Regions from separate parts of the Homo sapiens genome. Here regions 1, 2, 3, 4 and 6 are each linked to region 5. The links are chromatin loops, found by intact Hi-C in ENCODE. Cell type or tissue: mammary epithelial cell. All regions are shown on one strand. Region 1 has its middle 300 kb from the start of GPATCH2. Region 2 overlaps USH2A (usherin). Region 3 overlaps GPATCH2 (G-patch domain containing 2). Region 4 has its middle 240 kb from the start of ESRRG. Region 5 overlaps SPATA17 (spermatogenesis associated 17). Region 6 overlaps LOC124904512 (a long non-coding RNA gene).

Region 1 (5,000 bases), 330 kb before region 5:
GTGAGGAAAAATAAGCACAATCCTGCAGCAGCGTCAGATCTGATCTGGACCGGGGCACCAAGAGATGTCTGTGAACTGACACAAAGTGTTTGCTACTCAGGCTGCAAGCAGACAGCAGTGAGAGGATCAGGGCTCCACAGAGCAGCAGATGACCGTCCTCAAAGTATTTCATCCTGGCCAATGGACTTTGGCAATGAAGAGCTCACAGGGAGAGCTGGGTTTCACTGTGAACAATGTTTAAACCCAGGCTTAAAGAAGCGAAATATTTTGTCCTCTGTCCTGTGGCATTTTGATGAGACTACTACTGGGTGAAAGAGGGAAGAGAGGAAAGTGCATCTGAGAGTTCAGCTCCTGTATATTTATGGCTGAGAATTCCCAAAGTTATGTCACTAATTGGGTTTGGAAAAGAGAATCATGCCAGCCAGGCTTTATGCTGTGAATTTTCCTTAAAAGTTCTCTAGAAAGCTTGCCAAATTCTTTTCATCATGACCCTAAAACTATTCACATATGCGCTCTAGTTAAAAATCCACATTTAAAAGACAGCCTGTTTATATGATCCATTTAAGGTCAACTAGCAAGTGAGTAGAAGAGCCAGGAATAGAACCCAGATATTCCAATTCTTTTTAACTGTTACAGTGGGCAAGCCTATGTTTCTTGTTTTATTTTTGCATTTTCAGGACCTACAAATTAGCATATAGCAAAATTCTATCTTGGGGGAAAATGTAATTGGTCAATTCATAAAACGGAGAATTCACAGCAGAAAAACAATAAGTTTCTATGGGATGAGAACAAGAAGGAAATCTCCTGAATTTCATCTTAAGTCCATATTCCCAGGCAGACAGTAACATTCACTCTTTCAGGCCTGGCTCAGTGCCAAGCTCCACAAGTACTAGATGTCTCTCTGAGTGTTTTCAGGACAAAGAACTTGGAAATGAAACAGGCTGAGGGTATCTTGTTCTTAGAGTAAGGAAGAGAGAACCAAGAAGGATGATGCATTGTAGATAGCTCTTTGTCTTCAGGGAACCTTCAACTCCTCCCAAACCAGGTATAGCTATGCTTTTCCAAAGGCTCTTAATGTAGGAGCTCTGTGACCAAAAGCCTTTGACACATTGTTCTACTGGGCAGTGAGAGTGACATCAGGTGGATGCAGGAGTGAATGAAACAGCCAAGTTACTTTGGTGCTGTGGTGGAAGATTATCATTTTGTGAAACTTTCTTCGGGTTTAAAGAGTTGTATTTAGGGTTTGGGTGTTTGGTTCTGTTCCCGGCCCCTGTTCTCTCATCTACATACTTAACGATCTATTTGCACAGGAATTTTAGTTATCTTTGCATAGGGTGGGCCATATTCTAAACTTGGATATTCTGGTGTCTTTGTGGAAACTGGGAAAGGGGATATGTTTAAGGGATTCATAGCATGTAAAGTTGAGTTTGACGAATATTTCTGGAGCACCTACTATGTGCCAGGTTATGTATTGAGGATTTAAAGATAGTTCTTACACTCTAGAAGTTCACTGTCTAATTTAGTGAGAAAGAGAACAAATGCAGCTGGGCACAGAGAAGAGGGATCTGAACTTATCCCACACCTGAGTTGAGTCTTGTTGGAATAACAGCATAACAAAAGCGTGGAAATGAATAACAGCATCAAAGGTGCAGATAAAGATTCCAGGACCATGGGAACAGCAGATTGAGATTTAGTTGGGTTGCTGCATTGGTCTAAGTTTTCTCTTCTGCAAGATAACAGGGTAGATTCCAATCTTGACTTTCTCTGAGCACATTTCCTGTGAAGAGAGTAAATTTGGAGGGAAATTTACCTGAGAGGATCACTCAGGTCTAAATGCCTCCAATGACGTTTGATTATTTTGTTTTTTAAGAGCGATGTCATAGCTTCATTTAAAGATCCCACTATTACAATATACCAAAGAATTTAGACCTTTGAATCTATTCAAACTCGTAATGAAAGACTTTTTAAAATGGTGGTAAAATATATACTTCAGCATTTTTAAAAGTTGTGGTAAAATATGCCTTTTAGCCATTTTTAATTGTACAGTTAGTGGCATTAAGTACAATTAATTGGCATCGTGCAACCATCACCACCATTCATCTCCCCCAAGCCCCTGGTAACCTGCCCTTGCTTTTCATCATTAAACTGTTTTGCTTTTCTGTAAGAAGTCCCAGGCTGCTTTGCCACAGCATGACATAGATAGAATTCTACAAGAGAGTAGAGCAATCAAAAGGAGGCGCTCCTGACAGAGGACGGCGTTCAGGTTTTTGGTTCTAGCCACACTGCTCATCAACTGTGAATTTGGAGGCCTCATCTCGAGTTTCTGCTCCCAACCTAGGGCATAGACCCCACCAGGGAGGCTGGAGCTCCCCCTAGAGTTTCGTGTCTCCATTGCAACAATTTGGGCCCAAAATAACAAATACCAAGCAAAAAGCTTGAAGGGGTGGTGGAGACAGAGGGAAAAGGAGGGACACAATTTGAGAGCCACTGGGGAGCTGCTAAGTACAAGCTGTCCATGCCTCTGAAATAGCACTTCCTCCCTTCCTCTCCCCTCATACACTGGATTGCGTTTCATAATCCTGCCAACACTTAAATCCCTTTTGCTTCCTAGACTGTCCAGTGTAATTGATAATGCTGATGCTTTAGTAAGCAAGGCTGTTCTTCAAGTCAGTTTGGAACTAATGTTTCAGCAAGGGGCCACTGTGTTCCCAGGGATGGAAGAAATCAAATGAAATGTAACACTCAGGCCCTGACCACCTCTGGTCCCAAAGGCTTGCTTGGAACTTCTCACAGGATAGAAGCCTTCCTGTTTCTGCATTAATCTTTGTTTGCTGGCCAAGTTCCAACTCAGGTAATTACATTCTCCCTTACCCAAATCCTCCCTTGGCAGATTTAGTCCTTTCGTATGTCTTCTTGTGGTCTTTAGTTTTTGTGGCATATTGCTCTTGACACAGCATTTTTCTGAAGAGATTCTACCTTTCAATGAGAAGGCAGAGATGGGTGGGCCCACTGGCATTGCATTTTATCTGCAAAAGAATTATACAACGAAGTAAAGGTGGGAAAGCAGCAATGACCAGAGAGCCCTAAAGAATGAAAGAGCACATGAGATCCCCCGATCCCTTCTCCTCCCTTAGGTAGGTGCATCATTAAACTACTGATGTTATTTATTTACTTCTTGTTATAAAGGCTGCATAACCCTCTAGAGTTAGATAGCCAGTTTCATCACTCTTCTGGCACAAAACTTATTTTCAAATGAAACCCTTACTGCTTGGGTGTTGCTAAACCATCCTATGTTTCTTGTGTTGGTTTGGCAGATGGTTTATTGTTCAGTTCCCCAGGGTTAATATCTAGGTTTAGTTTGGGGATAAAGTGATTATGCAGATTTTTAGGTTGTTATTTGGATTCAAAAATCACTAAAATATGCCAGAAATTTCTTAGTAATTATATTGTAAGTACTACCTTCCCCTGAAGATGTGATTAAGTACATGAAGTACTTCAACTCATGAGGGATTTATCGAATACCCGTGTCACCTTCCACCTAGATGACCTTGGAGAAGTTAACTAACAATTTTGTGCTTCAATTTTCTCGGTTTGCATATTGATTAAGTATAATTACTTCATAAGATTATTGTGATGATTAAATGAGAGTGCACAGAAATCCATTATTAGTATTATATTAAGCAGATATTTTGGAATAGATCTAGAAAATAATGAAATAATCAAGAAATCTTTTCAAGAAGATAAGGATACCAAGATGACTAAGCAATGGTTCCTGTCCTCAATATGCTTATGGTATAATGAAAGTGCCATAAATTCTTCATTGCTGTAATCCCAAAACCTAAATTTATGTCTAGCATTCCCAGTGAGTGGCCAATAAATACGTATTGATAGAATAAATATACGAAGGATGTAAACATAAATATACAGAAGAGAAATTTCCAATGAGGGACGTTGAGGATGGCTTCATAGAGAAGTTTGCACTTGATCTGAATCTTGAAAAATGGGTATGATTTCGATAGACAGTGAAGGAAGTTAAAGGTATTCAAGTAACTTACTGGAACTGTGTTTCCTAATCTTCTCTGGGTCATAGCACATAAAGAGAATGATAATATTTATATAGGACACTGACCAAAGGCAGTTGGCCACAGGTTCCCACCAAAGCTGAACAAACTTTGTTGCTCTGAAGGCTGAAGGAATAAGTATTTTGGGCATATACATAATTAATTTGCATCTTACAATTTGGGAACCTCTATATTGGAAGATAATTCCCAAGAAAACAAGGATCTTGCATATCTTGGTCAACTTTGTATCCCCTATGCTTAAGATAGTCCCTGGTATGTGTTAGTTGAATGAGAGCAGAGAGGAAAGCATGAGCAAACACTTAGAGTTGGCCTGTAAAAGGCATGGGTGGGGCCATGGAAGTACAGGATGCACAAGAAAATGTAGAGTCTGGAAAGACAGGCTGGAGGCAGATCTAGGAAGCTTTTGAATGCTGTGCCTGATTGGCCTTGATTCAGTAAGGCATGGGTTCCATCAAAGACTTTGGTACAGGGTGCTTTTAATGGGGAAGATTATTTTGGGGGATGATACAATGGAGAGAAAAAAACACTGGAAGAAAAAAGTCAAGAAGGTAGATATTTCATTGTCTGGATGGCAGACAATGAGGGCCTAATGTAGAGCAGAGGGAATGTGAAAAAAGATGAATTTGACACCTGAGCTCAGAAATATCTAGTAGAACATCACTGGATTGAATGGGAAAAGGCAAGGCAAGAGTCATATTGCCACTAATTGGCTATTTTATCTTGGGAAATAGACTTAACCTCTCTCTGCTTGTCTTCTCATCTACAGAAAGAGAGACCTTCAGTCCTACTGATTTCTAATATTTTAGAATTCTGTAAAACTTATCAAACTCCTAATAAACTAACAAGGCCTCCCTTCCTCTCCTCCGTTTCTCCTCCACCTCAGTTTGTGGCAACATTTCATCTTCTTCGTTTGGACTC
Region 2 (5,000 bases), 1.3 Mb before region 5:
ATCACATTCTTTTTTTTTAGTTTACTGATAACCAGTAAAGTTGCACATGTCTTTACATGTATATTGACCATTTCAGTTGCCACTTCTGGCTTCTTCTGTGAATTACTTGTTCACTTCTTTTGTCTGTTTTTCAAATAGTTTGCTTAATTTAAATGTTACCTTTGTCAGTTATATATGTGTTGTCTTGCTAATGACAACTGCTAGTATGTAGCTTTTCTTTCTTTTTATAAAAAGACATTTTTAATAAGAGATGTATTAAATTCTTCTATGCTGATGGTAGAACTTGCCAATTTCTCTTTCTGGTTCTATAAAATTCTGCTTTATACTTTTGAAACTATATTATGAGATGCATGTAAACTTAGAATTTTATACTTTATAATTATACAATAAGCCTCTTTTTCTTTAATGAAACAGTAATGTCTGTTTTGCCTAATATTTATGTAGCTCATGCTAGCTTTCTTAAATTTTCAAACTTGAAGTGTGCTTGTTTTTTGAGTATGTCTCTCACACCCTCAGCACAAGTACCATGCTGAGCTGCATTGCAGCATGAGGGCAAAGGAAAAATACGAACCTCTGTATACAACTAGAAAATATTTACCAATCTTTGGAGCCAAATGGAAAAAGTTAATAAACACTCTACAGTTTTAAAAAAATAGCTGTGTATAATGTCCCATCATGCCTAGTCTGTTTCTAGACGATTGTAAAACCTTCTATGAGACAGGTACATGCCAACCTTATAAAACTGGTAGGTAGGAATTATGGACTGATTAGAAACAACAGCTCCCATTACAAAATAACACAGGACCATAAAACAAGCAACACTAATGTGTCTTTACTTAAAATTTTGATTTTTAATTATACATTTCTAAATCATTTGACTTTTTGAAATATAACATAAAAATATTATAGATCTTGCTTAATAGGGTGTTTTTGGTGCTTTTGTAAAGTTTGTGATTAAGACATTCTCTTGCCCTAATTCAGCCTCTGCTCAGACAATAGGTGGATGTTGTTTTCTCTTTCAGCCAGACAGTCTCATAATTCTAATATGTTCAGCACATTTAGATTTGTTGTGATTGTTTATTTATTTGGAATTTCTATTTTCTATATATCCTTTTTCTTTCGTTCTCCTTTACTGCCTTATTTTGAAATGAGGTTGTTGTTTTTATTCCTTCCTAATACGTTGTTGAAAAGGAGTGCTGAGAGGAAACATTCTTGTCTTATTCCTGATCTTAGTAGGAAAGATTCTGGTTTCTTATCCTTAAGTATGATGTTCACTCTAGGTTTTTATACATATTTTCTATTAAGTTGAGTATGTTCTCCTCTACTCCTTATTTGTGGAGAGTTTTGATCATGAATGGATGCTTGATTTTGTCAAATACTTTTTCTACATTTATTGATATAATCTTGTAATTTTTCCCCTTTAGCCTGTTGATGTGAGGAATTACTTTAGCTGATTTTTGAATGCTGAACCAGTCTTGCAAACCTGAGATAAATCCCTCTTGGTTCTGATATATAATTATTTTTACACATTGCTTAATAGTTTTATTTTGAATATTTTGTTGAGAATTTTTGCATCTATTTTTATGAGAGTTATTGGTCTGTGGTTTTCTTTTCTTGTAATTTCTTTGTCTGATGTTGGTACAGGGTAATGTTGGCATTATAAAATGAGCTGGTTTTATTCTTCAATTCATTCTAACAATCTCTCTCTTTTAATTGGTATATTTAGACCATTGACACTCAAAGTAGTTACTGGCATAGTTGGATTAATATCTACTACTTTTTATTCATTGCCCTTGTTCTTTGTTTCTATTCTTGTTTTCTATATACTTTTTACCTTTTGTGGTTTTAGTTGAGCATTTTTACATGGTTCCATTTTCTTTCCTTTGTAAGTATTAAATATATCAACTATACCTTTTTAAAACTTTTTTGGGGGTTGCCCTATAAAGCTTATAATATACATTTATAACTAATCCAAGTATACTTTTAAATTTTGGAATTTTTTGTTATTATTTTGTTGAATAAGATTTCTAATCCTTCCTCTTCAACTCCCTCTTGAATACCATTAATTCTTACATTTGGCCTTTTGAGGTATTAATAATTTTCTATATATTGTAGGAAATCTTCATTTCTTTGTGTTCTTTTTTTCTCCTCGACCATATATTTTCAAATATTCTGTCTTCAAGCTCACTGATTCTTTCCTCTGCTCAATCCATTCTGATGGTGAGAGCTACTAGTGAATTTTTCAGTTCGGTAAATTTATTTCTCAGTTCCAAGGTTTCTGATAGATTTTTTAAAATTTCAATCTCTGTTAAATTTCTCTAATGAATTTCTGAATTATTTTTCTGTGTTCTACTGGAGATCACTGAGTTTTCTTAAAACTGCATTTTAAAATTCGTGGTCAGGGAGCTTACATATTACTGTCTTGTTAGGGCCAGTCCCTGGTTCCCTGCTTTGTCTGTTTGGAGACATCATAGTTTCCTACTGCTGTTTTTCTTGTGGACATACATCTATGTCTTTGCTGCTAAATTGCTTCCTCTAGGGAGCTATAGGGGGCGCTTTAAGCCCAGGTTCGCCTTGGCTTCAGTAAACAATCCAATTGTGCCCTTCTTAACAAGAGAGGTCCCAAAGGGAATATCCTGACAGTATGGGAAGGCTGCCTAAGGGTTTGTGCCGAGGAGAACAGTGAAATAATCCTCCTGCATCATAGTGCTGCTAAGCAGCTACTCTGACATTGTGTCTGCATTGGTCAAGTTACAGAGCAGACTTTCCCAGGCTGGGGATGACAGACCTACATCCCCCTTTGTCTCTGCCTATCTTCAGGAATATGTCTCCCTTTAGGCACTCATGACGCTTCCAGTGGGTTGAGGCATGGATAGGACAGGTCTCTTTCCGGTAACCCAGAATGGCTGGGGAAGCTGGTTGTTTACCTCAATCTTAATTTTTCCAGTGTAGAAAAAAGTGAGTTGGAGGAAAATCTTCTGCATATTTGGTGTCAGGCAAAATGGGGTAACGAGTGCTACAAATGTGAAAGTCAGGTTTCTTACCATCCACTTGGTGTTTCTCATTTCCTTATGGCCCTGGGAACAGTTATATCTTCATATTTGAGTTCTGGACTATCGTGACAATTTCTGGTGATAATCTCAGCAATGTATATTTGTTAATTTTTCTTTTTGGCGGGAGAGGGGCGCGGTGGGGTTGTGGCATGGCAGCTTGTTTCTGTGCCGCCATTTTGGAACTGGAAGTCATGGGGCGGAAGAGTTAACATCCAGAGCAGCCCCTGACACCTGGCATGGAGGACGGGAGAACCGCAGGTGGAGCTTGAACTATCAAGACAAAATAATGTCATGCGAGAGTTCCAAGTTGACTTTTAAATAACACGATACCACTTAAAAGGTGGCATGAGTACCTAATAATAATAAAGTATTCCTAGTTCCTCCCTCTGGTGTCTTGTATTGTTGCTATCATTCATTTCACTTACACACATGCTATAATAATGAAATACATTGTTCTTATTATAATTTTGAACAAACTGGTATCTACTAGATCAATTAAGGATAAGAAAAATAAAAGTTATTTTATTTATTCTTTCTCTAATGTTCTCCCTTTCTTTACATAAATCTGAGTTTTCTGACCTGTATCATTTTTTCTCTCTCTCTGAAGTTCTTCCTTTAACATTCTTGCAAGGCAAGAAAAGTCTACTGGTTTTTGTTTGAGAAAGTATTTTTCCTTTACTTTTAAAGGATAATTTTGCAAGATACAGAATTCTAGGTGGATTTTTTTTTTTCTGTCAACACCTAACTATTTAACCACTTTTCTTGCTTGCATGCTTTCTGAGGAGAAGTAGAATGTAATTCTTATCTTTGCTTTTTCATAGGCTAGATGTTCCCCCTTCAGCCAGGCTCCTTTTAAGATATTTTTCCCTAACTTTGATTTTTCTGCATTTGGAATATGAAAAATTCTTAGTCATTATTGTTCCAAATATTTCTTCTGTTCCTTTCTCTTCTTCTTCTTCTTCCCCATTATATGTATTTACATTTTTGGTAGCTGTCTCACAGTTCTTAGATATTCTGCTCTATTTGTTCAGTCATTTTTCTTTTTACCTTTCTATTTTGGTAGTCTCTATTGACACATCTTCAAACTCAGATTCTTTTATCAGCTGTCCCCAAATATTAATGATCCAATTAAAGGCATTCTTTATTTCTATGAAAGTGTTTCTGATCTCTAGCTTTTCTTTTTGCTTCTTTGTCAGAATTTTTATCTTTCAGCTTATATTGCCATCTATTTTTGCATGTTGTCTACTTTTTCCATTAGAGCCTTTAGTGTATTCATCAGAGCCGCTTTAAGTTTCTGGTCTGATAATTTCCATATCCTTTCCATGTCTGAGTCTCATTCTCATTTTTGCTCTCTCTCTTCAAACTGTGAGGTTGTTTGTTTGTTTCTTTGTTTGTTTGTTTTTGGTGTTTTAGTGTGCTTTGTAACTTTTTGTTGAAATCCAGACATGATGTACTGAGTAAAGGGAACTCTGGCAAACAGGCCTTTCATGGTGTGGTGGTAAGATGAGAGGGGAGGGAAAGCGTTCTATGGCAGTGGTCCCCAATATTTTTGGCACCAGGGATCGGTTTTGTGGAAGACAACTTTTCCACGAACTGGGTGTGAGGGCAGCACATGGGGAATGGTTTCAAGATGAAGGTATTCCACCTCAAAGCATCAGGAATTCTCAGAAGGAGTGCACAACCTAAATCCCTCACATGTACAGTTCACAATGGGGTTTATGCTCCTATGACAACTTCATGTCACTGCTGATCTGACAGGAGGCAGAGCTCAGGAAGTAATGATAGCTCACCAGCTGCTCACGTCCTACTATGCAGTCCGGTTTCTAATAGACCACAGACCACTACTGACCAGTGGCCCAGGGGTTGGGGACCCCTGTTCTATGATTCTAGGATTAGTTTTCAGTTTTTAATGAGCCCTGTGCTCATTGGCTGTGAACTTTACAAGTA
Region 3 (5,000 bases), 230 kb before region 5:
GGTGTTAGAGAAGCTAAGTTAACATCCCACAGAAGTTGCTTCAGAAGATTTGTACCTGTCCAGAACAGCAACAATAAAGAGCACTCATAAGGACTGCAATATTTAATGAAGAAGTTCCTATACACTAGTCTGGTGTATATACTGCTCTTCTTCACTATGAGGGTTTTTACTTCCATTAGAACATAATAAGGTGAAAAAGAACAGCCAAGTCCTCAGGAGTGTGGAACCAGGCTAACAATGACCTCATTGTTTGCTCTCAGTGGCTTCAAACTTGGCTTTTTGAGATTCTAGGATTTTAGCAGATCTCCAGGCAATCAAATTAACAAAACCTCAAACACCAAATTTTGAATAGACCCCAGAGCACAATACACTATCACAAAGAAGTTTTAAAACTTGTATATAATCTCCCCCCGGCTACATAGACAGAATGAGCATTTAGAAAATATCAGTTAAAAAAATGGCAAATTTGTAAGTAAAAAACTTGTAGAAAGTAATGATACCATGGGGTTACTTTATCCAGTAAGAATGCTTCAAAAGAACATCTCTTCTGGTCGTCCATAGTTCCCTAACCAACCTGTCCTCTAGGTACAATATCCCTGGGAAAGAAGATAATTCTCAAGAAATGTACATTTGGCAAACCGTGAAGGCTTTCAAATAGCAGGTTGGACTTCCCCTCCCTAGTTGGCAGGATTTTTTTTAGGGGACCACCTGAGAAAGGTCTGTTACGTGCATAAACCTCCTTTAACACCTTTTAAAAACTCTTCTGGGGGCTGGGCGCTGTGGTTCATGCCTGTAATCCCAGCTCTTTGGGAGGCCAAGGTGGGCGGATCACTTGAGGTCAGGAGTTCGAGACCAGCCTGGCCAACATGGTGAAACTCCGTCTATACTAAAAATACAAAAATTATCCGGGTATGGTCGTGGGTGCCTGTAATCCCTGCTATTTGGGAGGCTGAGGCAGAACAATCACTTGAACCCAGGAGGGGGAGGCTGCAGTGAGCCGAGAGTGCGCCACTGCACTCCAGCCTGGGCGACAGAGGCAGACTCTGTCAAAAAAAAAAAAAAAAAAAAAGAAACAAAAAAACTCTTTTGGAAAGTGACAAGATTTTAAAAACCCATTAGAAAGGTGATTCACATGTGTTATCTCAGTCTTTACTCAACCAGCAAAGGCCATTATAAATAGAATGATAATAATCATCATCATAATAAGTTGTTAATAATGAAGATAATAAATAAAGATCTTCTAAACTAAAAGCAATTTAGAATTTCTGATACTATGAAGCAAATGACTCAGAAACAGCTCAATACTAGGCACGTAATACAAACGACCTCTTTTGCTAGGTTTTAAAGTAACATCTTGGGTCCTAGAAAGGGCAAATCAGTACCATTTACTTCTTTTGTTCACCTTCTAAATGGGTTGGGTCATTGCCAGAAATCTGAGTTCTGGGAGAGCCATTTAACTTTTCATGTAAATTGATTCAATATTGTAATAAATTACTCCAATGATTAAAATTTTAAATCCGTTTACTACACTTGAGTTGATCTTAAAAATAATATCAATCTTTGGGAAAACAGAGGTAGAAGTACATCTGGATTAATAGAATTTACAGTTCAATCACGGTGAATTTAAAAAATACATTTTTCTTTCAATAATTATTTTATGTTCTAAATGAGGTAAAATTTATAAAATCTGCATTAAAGTAAGGTAGAGGGCACTCTGGTGATAACAACGATGAGGTTTATTTTTGTCAAAACATCCAAGGGAAACATTAATTGTTGTTTGTCAACTGTGAACTTCACACTACATTGTCTAAGGATAGAAAATTGATGGGTATCACTCTGTCAGAAAATCCTCACCAAGAAGCCAATTCAAGGAATATGAAATTGACAAGCCTTTCAAACAAAGATGTGTTCGGACTTCACTGATGCGATGGTAGGTCTTTTGGGTTACAATAGATAGGGATGATATAAAACACAATCTTTTCCTGTCTATTCCATTTTAGAAACTGGTGGGTGTGCTCACGTTTGTCTGGGCATTGCAGCACTGCACACATACATGAATTAAGCAAAGCATCGGAAAGTATTGACACATGAGACTAAAATAAATAAGAGAAACGAGCTGCTCTTTATACCTAGAAATAGCTGGAAATTACTGAAAAAAATTAAAGTGCAGAGGTTTTCATTTTAGCACCATGAATTGTGATGAAATCCCATTTCTCTCACTATGGCAGGACTGTATGCAGTAAGGAAGCTAGAGTGATGTGTTTGAGGCAATGTAGATTTTTGCTTCAAAAACAGAAGTCATGTTATCATTTTAGAACAATGGGACATAGTGAATAAAGTCTGTAAAACATTTCTTCTTTGCTTTTCTTAGGCGGATTTTCCTGCATTGGGGGTAGTAGTTGCGGAAGTACTTTTTGGTAGAGGAAATCCAAGTCCTAATCCCTTTGGCCTCTGCATGGCTTGAATTGGCTCAGAGATCCCCTTGCCATCTCGTCCAAGGCCTGACCCAGGCGTCCAGCCCATATTCTGAAGCATTCGGTTTCCAATATTATTTTCTAGGATTGGCTGGGCATTTTCACCTACAAATCCTGAAATGATAAAACAACAGCACACATTAATCAGTATGAACACAGGTGAAGATATTAGGCTATGAAAACGATGTTCTCCTAAGTTTTGTTTTGTTTTGTTTTTCAACCAGGTACTAGAGGGGGTTGCGTATTCATCTTTGGATACTTTTTGTAGTTGAGAGAACAATGGAAGAAAGATCTTGTTTAGAATTTCAATTCTAGCACTTCACAGCAGGGTGAGCTATTCAGCCTCTCTGGGCTTTTGTTTCCTCATCTGTGAAACAGCCATAATACAACCTACATTGCCTATCTCACAGAACTTTGTAGGACAGATGAGATCATGTATGTAAAGAAACTTCTCAGTAAACCATAAAGTACTCTACTAATGGATTTATTTTCATTACCATGTTAGCCTTATGGATTATTCAGAAAATCACCAACCTATATTGTAATATCTCACATTTGCCCATGACCTTGACATTCAACAGAACCAAAACTAAAACCAAACCAAACAAAAAGCACAACTGGTGGCATCTTGAATTCCTAGGAATTTACATTCTTATAATCTCTCTCCTTGTTATTTATTATTCAGTCTGTAACATATGCCTCCTTTAGTTCCTTTCCTCCTTTTCCTTCCATGGCCATGTTTAAATGATTATATAAGTTAGTAGAAAGAAAATAGAGGAAAATAATATTAAAGAGATATATATTATAAAACTTAAAAAATATATTATATACATTTGCAGGTACATAGACCACAATTCCCTTCATAGGCCTCCAGAGATAGATATATTTCTTCCTTCCCTTCCCTCCCTCCTTCCCTCCTTCCCTCCCTTGATTCCTTATTTGAAAAAGGAGATTGGTTAGTGCTTAACATGAAATTTAGATATAGATGTTGTTTACCATATTTTCTTAGCAGGTAATTGAGAAATGCATCTATTTTAAGCATTTTCTCTTTGATGACATTTTCAAAAATAGACTTTGAATTTTTTTTGTAGGCTCTTATAGAAAAAGTTGAGCATAGATACTGTATATTTTGTTCTAGGGAAAAACTCAGAAGTACTAGATATCTGAAATCCAAGGATGGAGAAATTAACAAACACCATAACAGTCAAAAAATACAAGAACTTGAGCTCTTTCCTTCAATTGCAAGCTTGGGCTTGTCCTTGGCCTTGGTTGATCTGTCCCAGGTGTGGTATAGGTTGGCTCTTTCCTTGACTGGTTCATTTCTGTTCCTTCTCTAGCAGCAGGTATTAGATTATGGTGTATGAAAAGGGAATATAGTAAATCTGGAGCTAACCAATACAAGCAATCAGAAGTCTTAATTATCAGAGCATTTCTTATGGTTACTCCCCTTTTAGAAGAAAGTGAATAACAGACAAACTAATATTGCAGTCTTTGAGAAAAAAAAAGAGAGATGAAAGTCTATCTTAAAAGAACCTTTGTCTTAGTGAGAACATATTCGGCCCAGTCCAATCTCTTACACCAGGGCTCAAATTTACAGGGACACAGAGTTTGACACCATTCCCTCCATAGGCCTCCTATACTACACTTTCCAAATATCAGTAGAATGCCTGTGGTATAGCAGCTGAGTCCTGGCTCTAGCATATTTCTGCTCTGAAATGTGGACCATGTCTTCCTAGACAGAGGTTGAAATGGTCAGCTGTTGACATAACCACTTACTTCTCTCAAAGTTTCATGAGTCTCTTTAGCACCAATCTACACCTCACCCTGCCCCTATCCCTTTCCCATCATCAGTTTTCTTCTTCCCTGACTCAGGATTATTACGGCACCTTCTCCCCAACTACAAAAAAAAGTTGGAACTCTCTGTCCTACTCTTTCTCTGAGACTATGTTCAGAATGGTGGTACCAGCAGAGAAGGATCCTTGGATCTCAAACATCAATAAGAATAACAAAAATATTAACGATGAAACTCCAGAGTATAGTAGTGTTCTCTTTCTTATCCTGAGTTGTGGTTACCCAAATGGCCAATTTATTATTGTTCTTTAAGCTGTTCATATATATATATATATATATATATTTATTTATTTATTTATTTATTTATTTATTTTGGCAGAGTCTCACTCTGTTGCCCAGGCCAGAGTGCAGTGGTGAAATCTTGGCTTACTGCAACCTCCACCTCCCAGGTTCAAGTGATTCTTATGCCTCAGCCTCCCGAGTACCTGGGATTACAGGTGTGTGCCTTCACCCAACTAATTTTTGTACTTTTTAGTAGAGAAAGGATTTCACCATGTTGGCCAGGCTGGTCTTGAACTCCTCACCTCAGGTGATCCACCTGCCTTAGCCTCCCAAAGTTCTGGGATTACAGGCGTGAGCCACCACACCCAAACTGTACATATACATTTTTAAGTGTATTCTTTGAACTATGTATTTCACAGTAAAAAATAAAATAATAGTAAAAGGAATGTCAGC
Region 4 (5,000 bases), 700 kb before region 5:
CCTTCGTCCCTCTCTCTTTCCCTCCCTTTTGCACTTTTATCTTCCTTCTTTCCTTCCTTCCCTCCTTCTCTCCTTCCTATTATTTATAGTTTATCTCATTCTACCAAAATATAAGCTCTATGAGGACAAGGAATTTTGACCATTCATTCCACAACTTTTGCTCACTACTGATTCCCAGATCCTAGAACAAGTTTTTAATGCTCCAGAAGTGTTGAGAGGAATATATATTTGAACTCTTTACCAACTTAAAGTCATAACATTTTAGTCTTTAACTATATTTTAAAAGCGGCAGATATATCTATTTAAAAGAAAAAAAAACACCTAAAACTGTGCTCCCAAACACTGTACCAAATCAATTTGATTTTTAAGAAATGAGGCCAGGAATGTTCACTCGTGCCTGAAATCCCAGCACTTTGGGAAGCCAAGTCAGGAAGATCACTTGAGCCCACGAATTTGAGACCATCCTGGGCAGCATGGCAGGACCCTATCTTAAAAAAAAAAAATTAGCTGGATGCAGTGGTACACACCTGTAGTCTCAGCTGCTTGGAGGGCCGAGGCAGCAGGATCCCTGAAGCCCAGGAGTTCAAGGCAGGAGTAAGCTCTGATTGTGGCACTGCACTCCAGCCTGGGTGACAAAGCAAGACCCTGTCTCTAAAATAAATAAATAAATAAATATTTTTAAAAGAGTTTTTAAAAACTGAGACTGAGTGAGCACGTGAATCAAATAGACTTCATAGAACAAAGTGAAAAATTATATATTTTATATATGCATCTGCATGTATACATACATCTGTACATATACATGTATAGAGAATTTTTTAAGTAATAATAAAACAGACAGATAAACTAACCTATACTGAGCACTTACTGAGAAACTGTTAAACCTCACAAGAATTCCAGGAGGAACTATTCCCACTTTACAGATAAGAACATTGAGGCTTAGGGTGTTTAAGTAACTTGTTAAATTCATACAGCTGGTCGGTTCCAGAGTCAGTATTTAAACTGTATTATATTGTATCACTTTGCCTAAATATTATATGTGTGTGTATGTACATTTAATTTGAATTACAAATAGAACATTGAAGAATAAAGTCTGTAATGTAAAAAAAAATCTAGTCCCTTCCAATGCTTTTATAACATTATCATTATGTACATATTTTATGGTGTTTGAATTTTCTTTTTGTAATCATTAGCGACTACATGTATATCATATATGTAGGTTATGAAACATAATAACAGAATAAACTCTCATGGATCTACCAACCAGCTTAAATAATGAGCATTGCCAAACTATCAAAGCTACCTGTGGACCCTTCCTCAATTCCATTCAGCTGCATTCCTCACCAGAAGTAAACACCACCTCAAATTGTGTGCATATCATTCCTTTGTTTTAATTAGAAATTTGATTACATGAATGTGTCCCTAAATGAGGTATTGTTTAGATTATTTCTATGGGATTTTTCAAGATGGTATCATACTATCTATAGTCCTCTCTGGTTGTTTTTTGTTTTCTCATTCAATACTACGCTTTTATGACTCCTCCATGTGTTTGTTTGTTTGTTTGTTTGTGGAGACAGAGTCTCACTTGTTGTCCAGGCTGGAGTGCAGTGGTATAATCATGGCTAGCTGCAGCCTTGAACTCTTGAGCCCAAGTTATCCTCCTGCCTTAATCTCCTGAGTAGCTGGGACTATAGGTGCATGCCACCATGCCTGGCTAATTTTTAAAAATATAATTTTGTAGAGACAGGGTCTCACTGTGTTACCCAGGCAGGTCTTGAACTCCTGGCTTCAAGCAGTCCTCCCACCTAGTCCTCCCAAAGTGCTGGAATTACAGGCATAAATCACCAGGCCTGGCCCAGTTCCTTCATGTAAATGCACATAGCTGTGGTGGTTCATTGATTTTAATGCTCTACTGTATTCCTTGTAGGAACATACCAAATTTGTTTGCTCATCCTTTTGCAAGCTTCTTTCATCAGACATCAAAACATATTACAAAGCTACTGTAAGACAATATGATATTTATACAAGGAGGAAGAGACAAAGTGATCAATGGGACCAAATAGAGAGTTTACAAAAAAGACGTTGCCAGATGGTAACTTGGAATCTAACAAAGTAAATTGCAGATCCATGGGAACAAGATGAACTATTCTGTAAATTGTGCTGAGATAACTGATTAAACGTTAAAGAAACCCTACCTTATACCACACAAAACAAATTCCAGCTGGACTAAATGTGAAAAGCAAACCTCTACAACTTTAAGAAGACAATATAACAGAATATCTTTATGACCTCTCAGTCAGCAAAAAGAAAATTATTTTGCCAGTGCAAAAATTACCAACCATAAAAAAATGATAAAGTCTATCTGGATATGAAATTATTTTTATCAAAGGATACCATAAAGAAAATAAAAGAAACCACAAACTATTAGAAGATATTTAGAACATAAACTACCTCTTCTTAAGGATTTCTTTTTTAAGTATATTCCTACATTCCCTGACATAGTCACAACTTGAGAAATTTACTCTTATTTTTTTTTTTTTTTTGTCTATTTCTTCCTAGAGCTTGGAAGGGTACCTGGTACTTGATACACTGTTGATTAACAACCTTTTATTTTAGGCTGTTTTCTACGGCAGCATATGTAAAATTTTACCTTGCTTTAAACAAAGGCTACTAACTATAGGTGGCATTGTTGTAACATATATCATGTTCTCAATTACCTGCATGACAGCAAAGATTGATACTAGTAAAACTTCATTTAAGTTTTTTAATTCAATTGAACGAGAAGGTCATTGACACTTCAGTAATTGCTATTGAAAACCATTTGGCTAAAAGAGAAAAACACACACATATACGCACACAAAATAAATTGTGACATAATCTTTACCACAGATTATTCACTTTAAAGGAATTTCCCACTATGATTCTTGTTACAGGATCATTATTGCAATTATTTTACCTAAGAAATTATCTGATACTTCTAACCCTATAGTCACACATGACATAATTGTTACAGCCATAAAGAAAGAAAAATTGTCAGTGCTTTCTGCTATTTTTTTAACTGCAAATAGAAAGTCCAGTTTTTAAGCTTTGTTCTTATTCGAAACTATGGAATAAACACAAAAGAATCAAAAGAACTAGCGAGAGAAAGAAAGTGGTTTGGGAGAATCTGAGAGTAGCTCCCTTACTACAGATGGCTGGCAAGCTGGTAACCTCAGTGTGAGACCCTGGCATTGCCTAAGTACTACTGAATATTGGTGACCTGGTTATTTCCTCCCAACTAGGAATCTCTGGTCAAGTCTTTGAGTTTTTCTGCTTTCTTCTCTGTCTTCATTCCAAGAAGACAGGGCTTAGTGTAGCTAAGTGCCTAAAATTCCCTTGTCTGTGAATGTTTAAAAACGTGTTCCCACTTGAAAGCATGGCAGAGACAGAGGTGTAAATGAACATTTCAGGCTACAAATTTAATCTGTAAAGTCCTGCATCTGTTGTCTCATCCATTAGATGGTGTGTTTCCACAAGTAGGAATCTTTTTTTTCTTTTTTCTTTTCTTTTCTCTTTTTTCTTTTCTTTCTTATTGTTAAATTATAAAATTCACTGCTAGGCTAACAAATCTTGTTGCTAAAAAACAAAGCCAGCACGCTACCAGAATGTATGAACAGAAGTGCACTGTATAGGAACCATTGAAATCTAATCACTTTAAAGCTTTCTAAAAAGACACTGTATTTCAGGACTACATAACCAATATATTATGCAGAGAAAACTTAGAGCTCAGAAAAAACAGTGAACATGAACATAGGTGTAGAAAATAGCAACTGAGAACGTATATACAATTAATATGACAAGACGGGAAGTCTAAAAAAGAACCAGGTAGAATATCAGTTCCTGTGTGCAGAGAATGGCTCCTGATATTGTGAAAATGTGGAAATCCACATACCTGGGTTAGAGACCCATACGTGTCACTTACAAGCCATATGACCCTGAACAAGTTCTATAATTTCTCTTGGTTGTTTTGTGAAAGGACAGGAAAATAATATTCAACTCACTGAGTTGTTTGGAGATTTAATGAGATGATGTGCTTAAAGCACTTTGTACACTATAAGGCGCTATATAAATGTGATTCATCTACCTAAAGAATAATTATTAAAACAGATTATCCCTGAGGAAAGAACAAAAGGAAATGAGTCTATGAAATTATAGTGAAAGGAATGTATATCACGCAGTGGGACAAGCATCCTGGCTGTGACACTGATTACTAGGGAAGCGACAGAGTTGGTTTCTGAGGTTATAAACCACCACTGCTTGACAGAATGAAAACAATCTTGCTTAGAGGTAAAATCATAGAGTATGTGACACTTTTTGGTGCCACCCGGGATAAAAATAATTGGGCTCAAAGTTAATACAATTCATTAGATAGTTCTGTCTTCTAAAGACAGGCTTAAACCATGTTTCCTGAGGTCCTGAGGAATCTAACAGAGTCAAGCCACGTAATTCTAGAGCATTTGATGGCTTCCTCTCGTACAAGTTGAATGAAGACTTGTCTATCCTCCTCTATTATCCTAAAATGAAGCTTTTAAAAATGAGCCACCAATCTATACAAAATAATTTGATGACATTTTGCCAAATATTAAGCCACGCAGTGGTGTCCTTAGGGAAACCCGAGAAGAGGAAAATCACGTTGTGCTCTCTGATGCCTTCCATAAGGGACACCAGAGGCCAACTTTGTGCAGGGCTCTATGGAAAGTACAAGGAAGGCAGAGGAGAAGCTAAAGCAGACACAGTCTCTGCCTCAAAGTGTCTCGGTCTAGTGGGAGAGTCAGCCATTACTCAAAGCCACATTAGGAAAAGAAGTGATCTGAAAGTACACAAAACAGAGATTTGACTGACAGACAGAAGCCAGCTAAGGATTCCCTAAAGATGAGGAGACAAAGTAGATATCTGAGAAAAGAGTAGGAATTAATCAGGCAAAGATACTACCTGGAGATTTCTAAGCAGACAGAACAGCA
Region 5 (5,000 bases):
AGGAAAAGCCCCCTATAAAACCATCAGATCTTGTGAGACTTGTTCCCTATCTATGAGGACAGTATGAGGAAAACTGCCCCCATGATTCAATTATCTCTGTCTGGCCCCACCCTTGACACATGGGGATTATTACAATTCAACATGAGATTTGGGTGGGGACACAGCCAAACCATATCAGTCCCCTCTAAATCTCATGTTGAAATATAACCCAGTGTTGGAGGTGGGGCCTGGTTGGAGGTGTTTGGGTCATGGGGGAGGATCCCTCATGAAAGACTTGGTCCCCTCCCCACAGTAATGAGTGAGTTCTCGTGTTAATTCATATGAGAGCTGATTGTTTAAAGGAGTCTGGCAGCTTGAACGGCTCCCTCTCTTGCCATGTGACATGCCTGCTCTCCCTTTACCTTCCACCATGAGTAAAAGCTTCCTGAGGCCTCACTAGAAGCGGAGCAGATGCTGATACCACATACAGATGAGCCAAATTGACCTCTTTTCTTTATAAATTAGTCAGTCTGGGGCCGGGTGTGGAGGCTCACACCTGTAATCCCAGGACTTTGGGAGGTCAAGGCGGGCAGATCACGAGGTCAGGAGATCAAGACCATCCTGGTTAACATGGTGATAGCCCGTCTCTACTAAGAACACAAAAAATTAGCAGGGCGTGGTGGCAGGTGCCTGTAGTCCTAGCTACTCGGGAGGCTGAGGCAGGAGAATGGCGTGAACCCGGGAGGTGGAGCTTGCAGTGAGCCAAGATCTCACCACTGCACTCCAGCCTGGGCGACAGAGCGAGACTCTATCTCAAAAAATCATAATAATAATAAATAATAATAAATAAATGAATTAGTCTGTCTCAGTATTCCCTTATAGTATGCAAAATAGACCCACATAAAATATAGGCAGTGCAACTATTTTGGAAGCTAGACAAATGCAACTGCTTCATTTCTTTCCCTGTGTTTTCTATTGTCGCCTGAGCCACGAGGGCATGATTTGAAAACCACTGATTTAATTTTCTTGACTCTGGAAGGATCTCTGGAAAGATCACACATGAAAAACCTGATGATATTACTGCCTGGGGGGAAGAGAACTGAGTAGTTGAGGGACAGGCATGGGAGAGAGACTTCAATGTCAACTCATTTGTAGTGTTTGAATTTTAAACAATGTGCATGTATTATCTATTAAATAAATTAATTTAAAAAGAAATTCAATTTAAAGGAGACTTTGCCCATCAAAACACACACACACACACACACACACACACACACACACAAATAGAAGTAATAAGTATTCAGGTGAGAAGTTAACATAGGCTCTGAAGGTCAAGGAAATGACACTTCAGCTAACCCTTGGGAAGAAAACATGAATGAAATTTTGAAATTAGGAATGAGCATAACATATACAGAAAAAATTAGATAGTTGCTCTAGATTATGCAGACAGTGGGGAATAACAGAAGGTTGGTAAGGAGTTCAGTGTGACTTTTATAAAATAATTTTATATTAATATATTTTTAAAGGAATTTTTTACTTAAAAATAGTTTTTACAATCATTGTCTCATTATGTCATGAGCAATGGTTCTGTTAAGAAGAATGTGCAGGTGGTATCTGTTTTATAGATGAAGAAATTGGTACTCAGGGAGACTAAATGATGTGCCTAGGGTTCTCAGCTCCTGATCCATATATATCTATATAGATCCACATACTAAATACTAAACATCTTCTCTGGATGTCCCTCGGGTGGCCCAAATTGGCTCGTCCTATATTTCTTTTTTTCAGGTAAATAGTACTGCAATTCAACCAGAAATCGAACCCTGAGAAACAGTCATCCTAGACTCTCTACCACCTCTTGTTCCCTATCTCACCTTCTATTGGTCATCAAATCATTTTTACTTTCCCTCTTAAAAGCCTCTTGATTCCAAACTAAACTGCATCATTTTACTGCCATGCCTGTAGTCCTCCTTCCCATAGCATACAATGTAAAGTCCTTGCTTTTTAACATGACATGTGAGGTCTTCCATGGTCTTACCATTGCTTCTTATCTAATGTCACTTCTTGCTATACCTATGTAAATATGCTTTAGTCGTATTCAACCACTTGCCATTGCCCAAATATGCAGTGTCCTTATCACCCAAAGATTTTTGGCAAATGCTGTTCCCTCTGCCTGGAATGCTTTTCTTCACTCTAACATGCCTCTCATTGGTCTTATTTCCTACGTATCCCTCAAGACTTTACTTGAAGATCAACTTTTCCTAATCTTAGTAGAAAGTAAAATTTGGGAATACTGAAAACATTAATTTTGTCTTCTTAAATGCTTGTCATGTAGGCATTTCTCTCACTGATACATTTGTTTATTTACATCTCTCTCATTTGATTGGAAGCTCCTGAGTAGCAGTGATGAGTCTAATTATATCTCAAAAATATCCCTGTGACTGACACATAAAAGGCCTACTGAAATTTTTACCAACTGGATAAATGATTCACAGGGATACAAGTTGGAAGATGTTTGCTATGACCAATGTAGATGATGATTAACATCAGTATGTGCCAGGGTGGATTGTATTCTTGTTCAAAATTAGTCATCCCATCTCCCCTTCTTCATAAAAAGGATGATTCATACTCATCCCACCGATGTGGGGCTTGTCTATGTGTTGTGAGCAGATGGGATATATGCCACACCCAAACTGAAGCTTTAAAGAGGTGTTCTCGGTCTTTTCCTCTGGCAAAAGAATGGCATACCTTAGATCCAGCTTGCTCCTTCAACCTTAGGGCTGAGACGAAGAGATATGTGGGACATAGCTACAGGGAACCTTAGCTCACATGTAGTGTGAGTAAGAAATAAACTTTTGTTGTTTTGCAACCTACTGCAATGGTTGTATTTTTATCTCAGCAAAGCTGATTGATAGTTATAATGATAACAAAAGCAAGGATGTTTATAAGAAACATTCTGAATGGGTTACTCGGTTATGCTTACAAAAAGATGTTTGGAGCTTTTGGAGTTTGTGATGATGTTAGGACACCTCCATGTGGTGGTATCTTGTAAGGCGATGGTGCAAACTCAGCAAAATCTCTGGCACATCAAAATTAGAACTCAACAAATATTTGTTAAACCAAGCTATTGAATGGGAGCTTAGATTAAAGATCAGCACTGGAGATAAAAGTTCTAGATCCATAGTTATAAGATGACAGGATTTTCTACCTAATGAAAAAAGTATGTGAACAGTACAGAATGGTGTCTAAGAATTGAGGCTTGTGGAATGCATTAGGTAGAATTTAGGAAGAGGAAAGGGAATTAAAAATAAGAATAAACAGGAAAACAGTGATGTTATATCACAGGAATTAGAGGAGAAAACTTATAGGAAACTTGGAGTTGTCAAATGTGAAGTTCAAGCAGAAAGAGGACTGTGAAAAGATAGAAGTTCTGGGATCTCTTTAGTGAGGAAAGTCAACTTTCCTCAAAATTCTCCTATACCCAAATATTTATATCCAGCTTTTAAATAATTCTCATGGTGACATCAAATAGCTTATCAAGTCCTAAAGAGTCATGTGCTCTGCATTGCAGTGACTTCATTAACCCACAATAATAGAGCTATTCCAGTCTTGTTTTGTGATTTGTTTGCCTCTTTTTTGCTTCCTGTATGACTGTTGTTTTTGTTTTTCTTTTCAACTTCCATTTTAGGCCTTTCTGCTGACTTTCATACTGCTATATCTAGCAACATAACCCAAATTTGCCTATCTTAGGGGTACAGAACTGTTGGGTCACAACTGTGAAAATTCTTTCCTATTATTGAGGATGTGCTCTGATTCTCCTTTTTATTGGTAACAAACTTATTGTCACCTGGTGCATGTGCTCAGTGCACATGCATTTTATGCATGCTGAACTCTTGGTTTAATTTTACTGTGGCCTGTTCATTTCATTATACAATCAAATAGTCCTACTATTTGGGGACCCATCTTGTTTTAGCTGTGTAGTGTTCTAGTTAGCTTTTCCTTACCCCTTCCTTACTCCATTCGTTTCATAAATGGGGAAATAAAAATAAGTCATTCTTTTAAGCAATAGTACCACAAAAATGTAGAAATATCCTTTCATTTGCTTCTTTTAAGAGCACTAACAATTTGAGAGTTCCCTGACTGCATTTATCTGTAAAAACTAAATTGGATGGCTTGTATACATTTTGTTATATTTTTAAATTTGCCTTCCTTTTTTATATTTTGTCATTACCCAATTTACATTATGTTTAATATCAGATGTGCTACTTTTGAATCACCATAGTCTGAGAGCAGAGAAGTATAAAGGCTATTGTAGTATATAATTAGTTTGATATGAGGTGTTATAAAATAATTATATATAACTGTAGTCCTAGACAGGTCAATGTTACGTTTTTAAATTGAGATCATCTAGTGAATAACATATGTATGGCAACCACATTAAAACTCAATTTAATTAAATTTTTTGTTGAAATGTATTAATAGCCTATGGTAGAACTATTTAATTTACAAAGATTGATTATGATTAAAAAGAGAAATTATTCAAATTATAAAAATAACATTATATACTGATGAAATCAAGGTTCCCAGTATTCATACATGGCTTACCATTATAACACTTCTTTCAATGTTTTCATATATGATTATTTAAAAGAGGAACAATGAAAGTTTTATTAACTTTAAATGGGAAAAATGATGACATGTACCATCAAATTCCATTGTATGTTGTTACGATAAAAGCCAACAATTTGATCTTTTCATGGTTGGCAAAAATGTATAAAATACCAGTCACTAGTTTTAAAAGTGATAAGAGATTGACATTGTTGCTTTCACAGATGTTTTTATTTCTCTTCATTAGATGAACACATGTTTATTTTTAGATGAGAAAATGCCCAATATTTTTGATATTTTTCTTTATAGGACTTCCAAATCAGTTATAAGATAATAAGGCAGCATTCTTCACCTTTTAGTGTAATACCAGAAAACTGAAACATATATATATTTTTTCCTTAGGGTCTAAACTTCAA
Region 6 (5,000 bases), 910 kb before region 5:
CAGCCTACCAACTTTACTGTGAGAAAAAAGGACTAATTTATACAAAGTCTATTCAAACCTTAAAATATTATTAATCTATGAAAACAGTATGTGGCATAATTCAAAAAACAACAGTGCTCAGGAGGCTAAGATATAATTAATAAAATCCAGTAGGTTTCCTCCCTCATTTTGCCTATAATGTTGCTTATTCTATCAACTCCATTTTGCTTTAGTTTCTTGCAAATGAACTAGAAAGGTGATTGTATAAAGGTTAATTCTATGATGTCAGTAACATGAACTTTAATAAAAGATACTATTGAAATAGAGTTATTACTCTTAAAATGTAGGGCATTCAGATAGGACTATATTGGGATGTAATTATTGATTTACAAATAAAGTTTAGAAAATAAGAAGCTTTGGAAGCAGAGGGTAAAGCTGGAATCCCTCATAAGCAGTGGACTCTCAATTCACTTGTCAATGTATAGCCTAGATCCACACTTGCTCAGAACAGGTTACAAGTATCACACTAGTTAATCCATGCTACCCAGACGGAATGGAAATGGACATTTTGTGGCACCAGAATGCCTAGCTACTCTAATCTGTCTGGGACCCCATTTTTTTAATGCAGTAGTAGCAGAATAAGAAAAACATACAAGAAAGTCAAATGTTTTCCCAACTGCAGAAGCAAACACTTTGCCAGAAATTCCAAATAATTTAAAATGTGGCCTTGCTTTCTCTCCCTCTCTCTCTCTCCCTTTTACTATCAGTACCAAGCCAAGAGTCTAAATATTAATAGAACTATTTATACAGGCTGTTGTCCACCTTAATGCAGATTTTTCAAATTTCTTCTGCAACTTGCTGTATCTGAACACACAGAAACCTCTTATTTCTCTTGTGTTTGCTCAAGTTACACAAGTAAGTTCATGAACATTTTGCCAATACACAAATTCTGATTTTTTTGTGGGGAATATAAGTCATCCCTGTGTTTATAAAGTGACAGAATCTGGAAGGATGTTGTCAGGCCAGCCAACTTTTTCAAACTCACTTAAATCAAGTGCTGTTATTGAGGCAGACGACGCACAGAAAGCAAGTTCACATCTGAGTGCAGTGGTTGTCTCCATCTAGAAATAATCTCAAAACATGGTATGTGAGTGTGGTCTCCTTGGGGGCACCACATACCCTTATAGACAGGCACAGAGCTGGGGAGGGGCCCATCCATTTGAGTCTATGCTTATGGGGTGGCAATCTTCAGTTGCCTACGGTCGACGTAGAAAGACAACACCTGCTTAAATCAAATCTCTCATCCATCCCTTTTAATTTGTCATGGCTCCATGCTCTTTATTCCAGTCCATTCTCTTTCTAGCACTATAAGGAGCAGGGAGAGCAGGCAAGAGACCCAGCAGCAGCCTGTTTGCTGGGAACTTGCACAGTTAAGGTGTCTAAATATTTTTTTTTTTGCACTGTTATGCCATCACTTAAGGATCAATTAACTGGTCTCTGTGGCAAACTGCTGTTCAGTGACTGGTGCCATCCAGTGCGCTGGGCAAACTGACACCAATGACCAATGCTCCCCATGGTTTGTCGTGTCTCTCAGGTTCCCTAAGACCATACCGACGGCACCTGTTAAAGCTGCTTCTGCTAAGCTGTTCTGCATTTGTCTGGCTGGATTTGGACTTCCTGGATCTCTGACTGAATACAAAGTGATTAGAGAGCCCAGTGTTTGGCAACAAGCGCGATAGGGAATACGCTGTGTGTGGGTCCACAGGAGCACAATGTTCTTCATAACCCCATGCAGGGAGCGCCCTGCTAGATTCCCTGTGCTGTGGAGATCAAAATGGTCTCTTTTGTCGTCAGCTGTTTAACAGCAGCTGTTTAATGTAATTCCAAATGATTTGCTTGAATGAAGTTGTCATTCCTGCAGTAATCTTTAATTTGGTAAAACACATAGCTGAGCAATGCTATTTTTAATATTATTTTAGCTTTAAAAAAGTTTCCAGTCCCCATATTTTCCATGATGATGACAGATCGAAATCATTACTGGGAAGTATAATTACGCAAAGGAGAAAACTAGATATTAATATCAGCATTTTTCTACCTAAGTTAGTCAAATGCTAATTGGCAAATAGAGGTTTATCAAAACAAACAAAAAATAAGTATAATGAAGTTAACAGAAGAATTTTTGCATCATAAACTTTATCCCCATCTATCACTAAATGTAAATTGCACCTTTTTTCTGAGGAATATGTCTTATGTTAATAAACTCAAATAGCTAGTCTAGGAAAAACATTTTAAAGATTTCATGTTTTAAGCATTTGGACAATAGTGCTCAAACATTACAAAGAGGACCACAAATGAATCAACCAACCTTCCTTCCTTCCTTTCTTCGTTCCTCCCTCCCTTCCTTCAGCTTTATTGATTATCATCCATTGCAGTTTGTAGAGAAGTCTGTTTACAAGGCAAAAAATGCCTGGCCTGTGTTCTCAGGCAATTCTGCAGTTCTCCTGTGAACAATAGAGGGCACTGATGCTTCTAATCTGGCAGACATCGCCTCGGAGAGAACAAAATCACTCTTCTACTTGTGGCTTGCCTTCCAGCTAGCCAACCTCTCAGTACCACATTCCATTTGTGATAGACTTTCTCTCTCCTAAGAAAGCTACCTCTTTTCTTTCTCTATTAGTTGATATTCTATGTCCAGTTTTCAAAGCTCTGCATTAAAAAGCTGTTCTTCAGTTAATAGTTTGTGGTCTTTTAAAAAAATATCTCCTGGCTTTTCTGATTATGAATGGCTGTTCTTAAAGCATATCTTCTTACCTTACTGATCTTCTTTCTAACCCTATTTAAATACAATTCATTCAGAGATGATGCTACTTGCTAGGATCTTGGCTTAAAAATGAAAACTCTATAGGCTAGGACCCTTTATAAATATATGTCCTGACAACCTACTGTCCAGTGGCATGTATTTATCAAATGTCACAAATTAATACATTGATAGGCACCAGGCCACCACCCGAAGAAGAACATACTGTGATACAGTTCTTCACTAAAGAGAGTTATTTACCTTTTTTTAAAAAAAAACTCAAAGCCATAACAATTTAAACTGTTTCACTTGAATCAAATGAGATGCATCATCCATTTCCCTGATGTGCTTTCAGTAAAGAAGAAAAGGCTTCATAAGAAATACCTTAGGAGAGTGCTCTGTGTTTAACCATTTTCTCACCATAAAAGTTAAAATCACCTAATCAGAAAACACCCTATCATTTTATACTGAATGGTTCATAAGAACATAAAATTCCATTTAGCACTGCTACCCGCTCTCATCATCTACCCTTTTAAAATGCTTACCCATCTTTCTCATTGCTATTCAAAGAAACAGATTTATTTCTCACCCTGGAGTTGGGAATTTTGGCATGCCAGATTGAAAATGTACCCAACACCAAGTAGTGGATGGGTTATTCTTAGTCTCCTTACACGCTTAAGAGAAAATGGGGCAGTGTATGTCTCTAAATCAAGTGAAGTTCTTTGGAAACTATGACTTCAGCTATAGCTAGATTAGTGAGGCTGTTGTCATATTAGAGAAAGAACTGGGATCATGAACAATAGAAATGCTAGTCACAGCAAAAGAGATGAAGGGACAAAATCTTAGGGACTGTGAGAAGAGGTTGCAGAATTATTACCATATTCATCATACTTCTGATTTATTTTAACTTTGGTTATGGAAATTAGAGAAATTCCTCCAGTGCCTTTTTGATGTCTCTGAGCAACCACTGACATTTGGTGGGGGGTATTTTGCCTCAGCCCAGCTGTGCAAACCCCTTTCATCATTTCTCTCCTGTCCCTTTCATCTGCCCTTTCACTGCCTGCCCCTCCACTCCCTTTATTCTTTTCCCTTTTTTTCCTCCCTGCTTAGGCATCAGGGCCTGGGAGCCACCAGTAGACCCAAAAGACACAAGATGGCTAGAATAGTTCCTGTTTCTTCCCTGATAAAGTCAAGGGAAAAGGCCTCCCTAGATAACCTGTCCCTTCGCTTCTTTCCTCAAGGTTTACAAAATAAAAATCAGAATCATTGGTGATAACCTTTCTTGTGTTTTAGACTGTTTATCGTATTAGATGGAAGAATATTCAGCTGATATATATATTTTTTTCTTTTTGGAAGAAGCTATTTCCATGCTGTGGCTGAGCTCTCTGGCAGCCAACAGCGCCTTTGATTAGAAGGCTACTTCATAAATTACAAACCACCAGAGTGAGAGTCATTATGTAGAATGGGCTCTGCCATCTGGTCGTCCACTCTCTACACGATAAAGGCCATCATCCTTGCTCTGTGGCTTGGTTACTTCAAGGCGTCCTTAGCCACAGCACTGAAAGAAAATAGATGTTTTCATTCTAAGCTCACTTGGCCTTTTAAACCTAGAATATTCAAGCACTTGGAAGGGCTATTATTCCCATTTAACAGATTGGGAAACTGAGATGTAAAAGAGTTAAGTATTTTTGTAAAAAATCCAGTAAAAAAAATGTACAATTTTTCCTTTGCTTCAATAGCAAGAGAGCAGATTCCGCTTTTCTCTGCTTTCTAGCTGTATAAGAAATTTCAGATACATTTCATTTCCATTTTCTGAAAGGTTCTATCAATGGAAATTACGGGTGCATGTGACAGGAGAGAATGAATTTCTTATTGAAGAGGTAGGCACTCTGCAACAATTCATCTCAGCTGCCTCTAAAGAACAAAAAATAAAAGTTTTTTAGTGAAGTTGATAAAATGCCAGACAGGAATGAATACTTTACTTTTACTTATGTTTCTTTCCTGAAGCAAACAGGAGAAACATACCTCCCTTTACCTCTGGAAAGCAGTTCAGAACACACTGCTAGAGGTCCTATTCTCTTCAGAAAGAACTTCTGGGCATTTGAACTAAAACTGGCCAAATCAAAGAACTGTTTAGCCCAGCATGGATTCAGTATGATGGTAATTACTAATTGCTTGAGTCTGAGACATTTCTTTCTTCCTATACTAGGGTATTTTAGAACAG

Evidence for each region. Peaks named below come from ENCODE experiments on the same cell type or tissue, not always from the same donor. Only the 100,000 strongest peaks of a DNase experiment are listed, where the experiment ranks them.
Region 1: it touches region 5 in a loop (6-fold over the local background); 3 of 110 quality-filtered maps call a loop at or near these places.
Region 2: it touches region 5 in a loop (11-fold over the local background); 3 of 110 quality-filtered maps call a loop at or near these places.
Region 3: a loop joins it to region 5, with 14 times the contacts of the local background. A loop is called at or near these places in 6 of 110 quality-filtered maps.
Region 4: it touches region 5 in a loop (10-fold over the local background); 5 of 110 quality-filtered maps call a loop at or near these places.
Region 6: a loop joins it to region 5, with 18 times the contacts of the local background. A loop is called at or near these places in 6 of 110 quality-filtered maps.

The regions. Positions count from the first base shown.
Region 1 is chr1:217,331,762-217,336,761 of GRCh38, forward strand. No RefSeq gene overlaps it. Among named protein-coding and RNA genes, the nearest start is that of GPATCH2, 300 kb to the right of the region's middle. In mammary epithelial cell, CTCF peaks have their summits at 1,140 (motif pointing left) and 2,375; no DNase peak of the experiment used is centred here.
Region 2 is chr1:216,308,400-216,313,399 of GRCh38, forward strand. All of the region lies in intron 9 of USH2A (usherin), which reads right to left. Among named protein-coding and RNA genes, the nearest start is that of USH2A, 110 kb to the right of the region's middle. In mammary epithelial cell, a CTCF peak has its summit at 2,550; no DNase peak of the experiment used is centred here.
Region 3 is chr1:217,428,778-217,433,777 of GRCh38, forward strand. GPATCH2 (G-patch domain containing 2) reads right to left here. Exons shown (of 10, transcript NM_018040.5): 10 at 1-2,588. The coding sequence ends at 2,368. Among named protein-coding and RNA genes, the nearest start is that of GPATCH2, 200 kb to the right of the region's middle. In mammary epithelial cell, a CTCF peak has its summit at 2,802; no DNase peak of the experiment used is centred here.
Region 4 is chr1:216,959,035-216,964,034 of GRCh38, forward strand. It overlaps a transcript of ESRRG not described here. Among named protein-coding and RNA genes, the nearest start is that of ESRRG, 240 kb to the left of the region's middle. In mammary epithelial cell, a CTCF peak has its summit at 2,654; no DNase peak of the experiment used is centred here.
Region 5 is chr1:217,657,964-217,662,963 of GRCh38, forward strand. The region is part of intron 3 of SPATA17 (spermatogenesis associated 17); the gene reads left to right. Among named protein-coding and RNA genes, the nearest start is that of SPATA17, 29 kb to the left of the region's middle. RefSeq lists an enhancer at 1,944-3,143. In mammary epithelial cell, a CTCF peak has its summit at 3,019; a DNase peak (open chromatin) is centred at 2,588; H3K27ac peaks cover 2,639 bases.
Region 6 is chr1:216,747,723-216,752,722 of GRCh38, forward strand. All of the region lies in intron 1 of LOC124904512 (a long non-coding RNA gene), which reads right to left. It also overlaps a transcript of ESRRG not described here. Among named protein-coding and RNA genes, the nearest start is that of ESRRG, 27 kb to the left of the region's middle. In mammary epithelial cell, a CTCF peak has its summit at 2,485 (motif pointing right); no DNase peak of the experiment used is centred here.